Regions from separate parts of the Homo sapiens genome. Here region 2 is linked to region 1. Evidence: chromatin contacts called from ENCODE Hi-C or POLR2A ChIA-PET data. All regions are on one chromosome and are shown on one strand. The core of a region is the stretch at or near the end of the contact, and the rest is flanking DNA. Distances in the headings are between cores, read along the strand shown. Region 1 has its middle 20 kb from the start of MAGEF1. Region 2 holds the start of LINC02069 (long intergenic non-protein coding RNA 2069).

The links. A loop is a pair of places that touch in the nucleus more often than their neighbours do. ChIA-PET counts read pairs that join two places held with the same protein, here RNA polymerase II (POLR2A). Pooled maps may share reads with other maps.
Region 2: a loop to region 1 is called in a map of HepG2, with 4 times the contacts of the local background. The contact joins the promoter of LINC02069 here to the enhancer-like site in region 1. A Hi-C loop is called at or near these places in 2 of 168 maps with a recorded cell type or tissue (DLD1 and HepG2) and 3 of 50 pooled maps. POLR2A ChIA-PET finds 5 or more read pairs at or near these places in 6 of 52 experiments (AG04450, H1, MCF 10A and 3 more).

Annotation. Positions count from the first base shown.
Region 1 is chr3:184,689,800-184,693,965 of GRCh38, reverse strand. No RefSeq gene overlaps it. Among named protein-coding and RNA genes, the nearest start is that of MAGEF1, 20 kb to the left of the region's middle. RefSeq lists enhancers at 3,009-3,509, 3,510-4,010. Within about 2 kb of position 2,430, at least 11 of the 41 ENCODE cell types and tissues checked have a DNase peak (open chromatin) inside an H3K27ac peak, as active enhancers do.
Region 2 is chr3:184,771,853-184,775,742 of GRCh38, reverse strand. LINC02069 (long intergenic non-protein coding RNA 2069) reads left to right here and starts at 2,588. Exons shown (of 3, transcript NR_110043.1): 1 at 2,588-2,763. LOC105374253 (a long non-coding RNA gene) reads right to left here and starts at 2,483. Exons shown (of 4, transcript XR_924790.3): 1 at 2,109-2,483.

The DNA.
Region 1 (4,166 bases), core at 1,181-3,680:
CAGTTGTGAGAGAAAGAGATTATTTTCCCATTTTATGGAAAACCAAGGCTCAGAAAATATTTTGCCCAAGATCACATGCCTGGAGAATGGCAGATGTTTCCTGACCCAGGTCTGCCTGGGCACGTATGTGTTATTCTCCATTCCTCGCCTGTGTGTGCACCGTGGACTCATACACACAGCACTTACCCATCCCCTCCGGACACGAAATTCCCATCGACCTCACATTCCTCGAGTGCACGGATCTTCATTCTGTTCACAGGTGTATCCCTAGCATCTAGAACAGTGTCTGGCACATAATCCACACTCAGTAAATATCTTGTTGCTGTGTGAATGCACACACACACACACACACACACACCCTTCACATACACTTACATACACATACAATCTAGCATCTGAAAGGAGACCCCTGCTGGGAGAACCAGGCCTTCCCGGCTGCCCCCACTGGCCTACTCCTGGAAGGGAGGCCTCACACCATCAGGCCACAGCTGGTCCCCCAGTCTCCTTCCTGGAACAGGCGACCAGCTCTCTCTCTAGCCTTAGGAGGGTCCACCTCCTTCTTTTTTTAGCTCAGTGAAAACGAAGAGTTTCTCTAAAACATCTTTGCTGAGAGAGAAAGTAGAAGAAAATGAATCAAGAGACTATAAGCACTTGAGTGGGTGAGTTTACAAGATTCTTATCTTAAGCGATCCTGGCTGGGCTGCTGGAGCGATGGGCTCACGGAGACCGGGCCCTGGCTTGGATGCTCTGGCCTCATTAACTCAGAAGTGAAGGGGGTGGGCACAGCTGCTCAATCTGGGAGATCCTCTCTTCCTCCAGATCCTGCTGCCGCTCCTGCTCTCAGGCCATAGACCCTTCTGCCATTGTGGCCTTGAGCTAATTGCAATTTTATACCCTCCTTGCCATCTGCTGTGCCTTAGGCTGTAAACCAGGCAGCTCCAACCCAAACCATTCAGTTGGACTGTGTCAGTCCCCTGCTGAAAACCCCAGCAGTCTTCGTTCCTTCCTAGAGACCCAAGGCTCTGCCTGGGGTGACTCCTGCCTGGAGCCGCCTCATTCCACTCCACTCCTTCACTGGGTCTCCAGCTCCATTTGCAAAGCAGTTCTGAGTGATTTACCAGAGCCTAGGAAATAATCCAATCCTTCTCACACCCCTGCAGCCCCTGCCACCAATACACAGACACACACACACACACACACACACACACACACACACCCCAAGCCTTCCCAAGGCTCTACTCATTCAGACACCTCAGATGACTCCAGATCAGACTCTGGACCAACATGTCAATATCGCCAAGGCCTCTGGATTAAAATGTAAATTCCTGAGCTCTCCCAAGATCTGCTGAAACAATCTCTGCGGTGAGGCCCAGAAGCCAGCACTTTTAGCAAGCTGGGGAGCAGTGCTCACACTCCAAAGTCCAAGAGCACCACCCCGAATCTAATAATTCCACACACATCCCAATGCATATATAATAATAACAGCTAAAACATTTATTGAGCACTTACTATGTGCCAGGAAGTATTTTCACGTATTAACTTGTTTACCCTCACAGTGGAGTTGGGGGGCATGCTGTTATCCCTGCTTCACAGCAACTTGCCCACGTTCACACAGCCAGTTGGTGGGAAAGTCAGGAATGGAACCCAAGTCCCGTGGCTTTTGAACCTCCATACAGCCACCACACTTTTTCTAGTACACATAAGGGTACACCCATGCGGACTCCAACACCTACCACACACAGGACCCCACCCCTCAGATCTGCTCACCAAAGGGAGCCCGAAGTCCAGGGTGTTGTAAAAGGCTCCTGGTTTCTCTTTCACCCCAAGTCTGGCCTACTCGTGTCTGAGCTGAGAGCCAGCAGCCACAGCCAATGGGGCCAGGGAGTTGGTGAGCTGCGGCTCCAGGACTTTGGCAGCAGCCACAGGCCCCCAGGCCCAGCACTGCCTGCCTCAGTGAGTGTGCCCACCACAGGCCCTGACTGCCAGGGGCCCTGCACCCTGCCCGCCGGCCCCCCCTGCCCAGCGTGTCCTGGCTTCCCGAGACCTGAGCCCCCTGACAGGGCCCTCCCGGAATGCTGCAGTCAGAGAGCAGATGTGCTTGCAGCGCTCTCCAAAAACGAGTCTTCTTAGGAATCCTGCCATGGGGGAAAGGCAGGGGTTGGGGGAGGGATTGGAAAAACAACCCAAATACCATAACACAGAAAAGCAATCCAAATAAAAAGCAGCAACTGTGTGTCTGGAAGGAATAAACTGAGGAGGAGAGGCGCGGAGTTGTGCAGCGTGGCCGTGAGGCTGCCAGCCCTGGCAGCCCGCAGATGGGGGCTGGGCAGCAGCTGCCAACAGGCCACGGGGCTGCTCTGGCCAGGGGCTGGGGCACTGGTGGAGCAGAGTCTGGGCTGACTCGGGGGCATAAGGCGTGACTCGCAACCCGAAGCTTCCTCCTTCCCGGGGCTCCGGGTGCTGCCTTCGGCAGTCCCCAGTGGGCCACAGAGAGGAAGTGTGGTCTCAAAGGGGGCTTTTGGAGCCCCAGCCACCCCATGACCTATCTGGAGGGTTCTTCTCACCCTTCTCCACCTAAAGGGTCTGCTTGAGACCATGGAAAGAGCCAGAATGATGCCCCTTCACACTGGCATTCTGAGCATAGGGCAGGCGGCAGGGGTCTCACAATAAGGCAGGGGAGCCCTGACTGTAGAGGAGAGAGTGGGAACAATTTATTCTGGGGCCACAGAATGCAGAATCACAATGCTGGGGTTCCCACCCAGCCCTCTCCTGACGAGCAGGGTGACCTTAGGCAAGTCACTTACTCTTTCTGAGCCCAAATCTCCTCGATGTCAAATGGGTACAATGAAGTTTTCTCTGCTCACCTCAGGGTAGAACAAGACTGATAATGATCGTGAGAAGCATTTGGAAGCAGGAGCTGCTGTCAGCTCCCGCTGTCCTTAGAAGCTGGGTATGAGGTGCAGAGCCGGGCGTGTATCGCACCGCGATGCCTGTGTTTCTCTGAAAGAGGTGTCACTCCCATTTCACAGATGAGAACCGTAAGGCTCAGGGACGTTAAGGAACTCTGAGAGCTGGCAGATGACAGAGTTGACTCTGGAGCCCATGTCCTCTCTCCTGAGCCACATTGCTGGAGGGGAAAGTATTCTGATATTGCAGTCCAGTGGGCAGGAATGGGCAGTGTCACCACTGGTGAGCCCAGGGAAGAGGCAATGCCTAGAGCCCGGGCAGAGGAGACTGGCTGGGAAGGCTGGCAGCTGGTGGCAGGAGCCCTGTTTGGGCTCGGGCCTGGGTGAGAGGCTCAGTGGAGTGAGCTGTGCCCAGACCTGGAGGAGCCGAAGTCCCCAGTCCCCTATGAAGGCCTGGAGGCTGGCACACCAGCCGGGGTAGCCAGGAAAAGGGCAGCACCCAGGTGACAGAGGGTGTCAAGGCGCTGTGAGGAATTGTGATACAGGTCAGGGCTGAGGAACCAAGCAGGGAGCACATGATCTGCGAAGCGAGGCAGCGCAGCACCAGAGTGTTAAGAGAGGCGGGAGGAGCTGCACCGTCGATGGGGCCAACATGAAGAGAGGCCTAGGCAAGTCCCCGGGTTGGCCCAGGAATAAAATCCACAGCTGCTGCGGGGCCCTCCTCTCACATCACCTTCCTTCACTGCTCCGGGAGGAGGAGGGGGCTTCTCCAGGCCTGGGCTCGAGCACAGAAAGCAAGTCAGTGGTATGTCACAGGATGTGGAGCTGAGGAACGGGGTTTTAAGATGTACTTATGAGCTCTGTGACCTTAGAGTACACACTTACCCTCTCTGTGCTCAAGAGAGCCAAAACCTGGGCCAGGTGCAGTGGCTCACACCTGTAATCCCAGCACTTTGGGAGGCCAAGGCAGGTGGATCACCTGAGGTCAGTAGTTTGAGACCAGCCTGGCCAACATGGTGAAACCCCGTCTCTACTAAAAATACAAAAAATTAGCCAGGCATTGTGGCGTGCACCTCTGATCCCAGCTACTCGGGAGGCTGAGGCGGGAGAATCGCTTGAACTTGGGAGGCAGAGGTTGCAGTGAGCCGAGATTGCGCCATCGCACTTCAGCCTGGGTGACAGAGTGAGACTCCGTCTCAAAATAAATAAACAAAGATAAATTTTTTTAAAAAGCCAAAACCTAGACAGGAGCAAAGCCGA
Region 2 (3,890 bases), core at 1,339-3,838, 82 kb before region 1:
AAGGAGGTGCAAGAACAAAGAAGGATTCAACAGGGTCCAACACCACCAGTAAGGACTAAAATGGGTTTCCCAGCAGCTTCATCAGGACATCACCCCTGCCCTTCGTCAGAGTGGTTTCAGTGGTGTTGTGGGGAAAGAGGCCAGGTGAGGAGGTCAGAGGAGACGGTGAGGGGAGAGGAGGCAGTGGGCAGAGCCAGAGGCAGGAGTAAGTGCCATAGAAGAGATGGGAGGACATGCATGTGCCCGCCTCACAAGGCCACAGCAGAGAGCCTGGGGCAGAGCAAGCCTTCAGCAGAGAGGAGAGGAGTTTTTTTCCTCCTCCCTTCTGCCCCTTCTAGAATAGTCAAAGGCCACCTTGGGTGAGGAAATGGCTAGAGAAAGGCACCCTTCTTCCAGTCATTCAGTAAACATTTATTGAACAGCTACTAGGTGCCAGTCTCAACACCAGGTGCTGAGGATACAGTAGACAGCAAGAGACACGGCCCCGCCTTCCTGTGTGGGAAGGTCTTCCACCCCATCCCACTTCTGAGTGGCTAACAATGGCCACAGGACACTCACAGCACAATTCCCACTGGGGCGCAGCCCAGGCAGGGGTGGGAAAGCATGTGGGGCTCATCTATGTCCTCTGGAGTTTCCCCTGGTCCCCAGTTCTTGGCCCGGTTTCTCAGAAGACTGCATTCCTACTAAGGATTTAGGGGATGTAATTTAAGCAGCAGCCCTTTGATGGTGGGGGTGGGAATATTGCATTTTCAGAGGCAACTCTTAAAGAACAGAAAGCTTTCCTGCCAGGATGGCTCTGGAATGACAGCAGAATGTCAAGCAGCTTAAGAAAATTGAGGGGAATTTTTTTTTTTTTCTGGAAGGGCATAAGTGGTCAGACATGATGGCTCATGCCTGTAATCCCAGCACTTTGGGAGGCCAAGACGGGAGAATTTCTTGAGGCCAGGAGTTTGAGACCAGCCTGGTCAACATAGCAAGACCCTGTCTCTACAAAAAAAAAAAAAAAAAAAAAAAAAAAAAGAATAGAAAAAATAATAATACTAATCAGACTTGGTAGTACACACCTGTAGTCCTAGCCCCTTGGGAGCTGAGGCAGGAGGATCACTTTGAGCCCAGGAGTTTGAGGCTGCAGTGAGCCGTGATCAGAAAGCCGGGGACGTACAGTGTCCTTTTGGCTCCCAAATCATTCAGATCCTGTTTTTCTATTTTGCTTCCTCCTTTTTTTTTTTTTTTTTTTTTTTTGAGATGGACTCTCGCTCTGTCGCCCAGGCTGGAGTGCAGTGGCGCCATCTTGCCTCACAGCAACCTCCGCCTCCTGGGTTCAAGCCATTCTCCTGCCTCAGCCTCCCGAGTAGCTGGGCCTACAGGCGCCCGCCACCATGCCCAGCTAATTTTTGTATTTTTAGTAGAGACAGTGTTTCACCGTATTGGCCAGGGTGGTCTCGAACTCCTGACCTCGAGTGATCTGCCCATCTCCGCCTCCCCAAGTGCTGGGATTACAGGCCTGAGCCACTGCGCCTGGCCTTCATTTCCTCTTAGCTGAGGTCCTTCCGGTCTGCAGATCTTCCTCCTGGCGGCCTCCACTCTTTTCCCTTTCCTGTTCCGTGTCTACCTTTCGTGGGGGAGAGAGTGGAGCACCGCACGGAAGAGGTGCCATGAGGACAGGGGCCGCGTCTGCTTCCCCAGCTCCTGGATCCCCGCCTGGCACACAGTGGGCCTTCAAGATGGATTCGTTGCCTGAAGGAAGTCAAGAAGCCAGGCTAGCGTTCCATTTTTCCTCTCCCTTCAAGGCCTGTGCAGGGAGGGCCTGGCTGCTGCCATGAAGGGGAAGAGAGCCCGGGACAGTGACTCGCCAAAGGGCCCCGGCCAAGGCCCAGCGCAGCAGGAAGGCCGGCCGCATCCTGTCGGAGCCGCACCTCTGGCTTTCGGCCGTGACACTGGGACCCAGGGAAGCCCTGGGATCTCCCCAGGGACCCTCCGACATGAGCCCTGTTCCATATGCCTGAAGAGCGGGGCCAGGAGGGAAGGAAGTGCCCAGACACAGGGAGACAGAGCATTAAAATTCCAGCGGCAGTTCCACGGGCAGGAGCTCGCGGTTCCTAACTGACCGTAAACCCTTTCTCCTGACAGCTCTTGGAATCCATCACTCCAGCCTCTCCCCGAGCAGCTGACACATCGCAGCAACGCTTCTCCAGAAGTCAGGGTCTGCTGACTCCGGCAGGGACGGGAAGGCAAGCGAGCGCGAGCAGCTGAAATGGCCCCTGTCTCCCCTGACTTCGGGGCCGAGGGCAGGCGGGCCGGGGAGGCCCATGGAAAGGGCTGTCAAGTGTAGCGCGATTCCCAGCCACAGCCCGAGAAGGTGGTTTGCTAACTGTCTGCCTCTGGGTGGAATTCTATTAACCTAGTGGGGGAAACTCGTTTTCTCCCCACTGAAAGCTCTGAGTGGTGTGTCACATATGTCTTTTATTAATAAAAAAAAAAAAAAAGAGAGAGAGAAAATAGAGTCATTATGACTGCATAATTACAGTTCATTTGGTAGGCCAGATCTTTCAAACCCGGGTGCTGGGGGTGCGGTGGAGGGGGGGGTGATAATAAAAGGGACCTTGATATGAACCGCTTGGGAACCACCTGTGTAGGAGGCAGTTCGGGAGCAACTCTCAAAAGGTGCAGTGGCTTGCAAGATTCAGAGCTGGCGTGGGCAGGGACACCCCTCTCAGAGCTAACACAGTGCACCGCAGCCCTGGCGCCAGCTCGGGGAATCAGGTGACCTTAAGCAAGGCCCTACCCTCCCAGAGTTTCTTTCTTTCTTTCCTTCCTTCCTTTCTTTCTTCCTTTCTCTCTCTTTCTTTCTTTCTTTTTCTTTTCTTTTCCTTCCTTCCTTCCTTTCTCTCTCTCTCCCCCTCCCTCCTTCCTTCTTTTCTCTTCTCTTCTCTTCTTTCTTTCTTTCCCTTCCTTCCTTCCTTTCTTTTCTTTCTTTCTTCTTAAAGTTAAGGTGTATAGACTTAACTGCCCTATAGTTATGTTTCTTTTCTCTTTCTTTCTTTCTTTTTTTTTTTTTTTTGAGACAAAGTCTCACTCTGTCACCCAGGCTGGAGTGCAATGGCACCATCTCGGCTCACTGCAACCTCTGCCTCCTGGGTTCAAGCAATTCTCCTGCCTCAGCCTCCCAAGTAGCTGAGATTACAGGTGTGCACCACCACACCCAGCTAATTTTTGTATTTTTAGTAGAGACGGGGTTTCACCATGTTGGCCAGGCTGGTCTTGAACTTCTGACTTCAAGTGGTCTGCCCGCCTCAGCCCCACAAAGTGCTGGGATTACAGGCGTGAGCCACCGCGCCCGGCTAGGAAGGCTACTTTTTAAGATGCTAACCTATCTCAGCTCTAGGACTTGGAATAGAGCTTTAAAGGAGCGATCTTGTGCTCCTGGGAGTCAGCAGAGTGGTAGCAAATATCAGAGGGAAAGTCCCCTCTTTGTTTCCACACAGAAGTGGCGTTCTGGAGGCCAAGTTCAGGCCACATTGTCAGCCACCCCTCCCAGCTACAGTTTCTCCTTCCAGTATTCTTTTGAGTCAAAACTTTGGAACATTTCTGTGTTTCTTTTCATGAAGAAGATATTTTACTTATAATACCTGTAAGAAAATAGAGCCAAGATTAAACATAGAGAACCTCCCTCTTCAAACATGAGGGAGAATCCCTAGAAAATGGGCTAGGACTCATGGATGGGACCTTCATGACTTATTCTGCGGATGACAGATCCTATTACTGGTCCGTCTGCCAGCACCACCAGGGGCAGCCACGCCAGCCGGAGAGTCACACAAGATGGGGTCTGTTTCCTGGCTCAGCAAGGGAGAAATGTACATCCCTCACCTCTGGGCCTCTAATGAATTCTG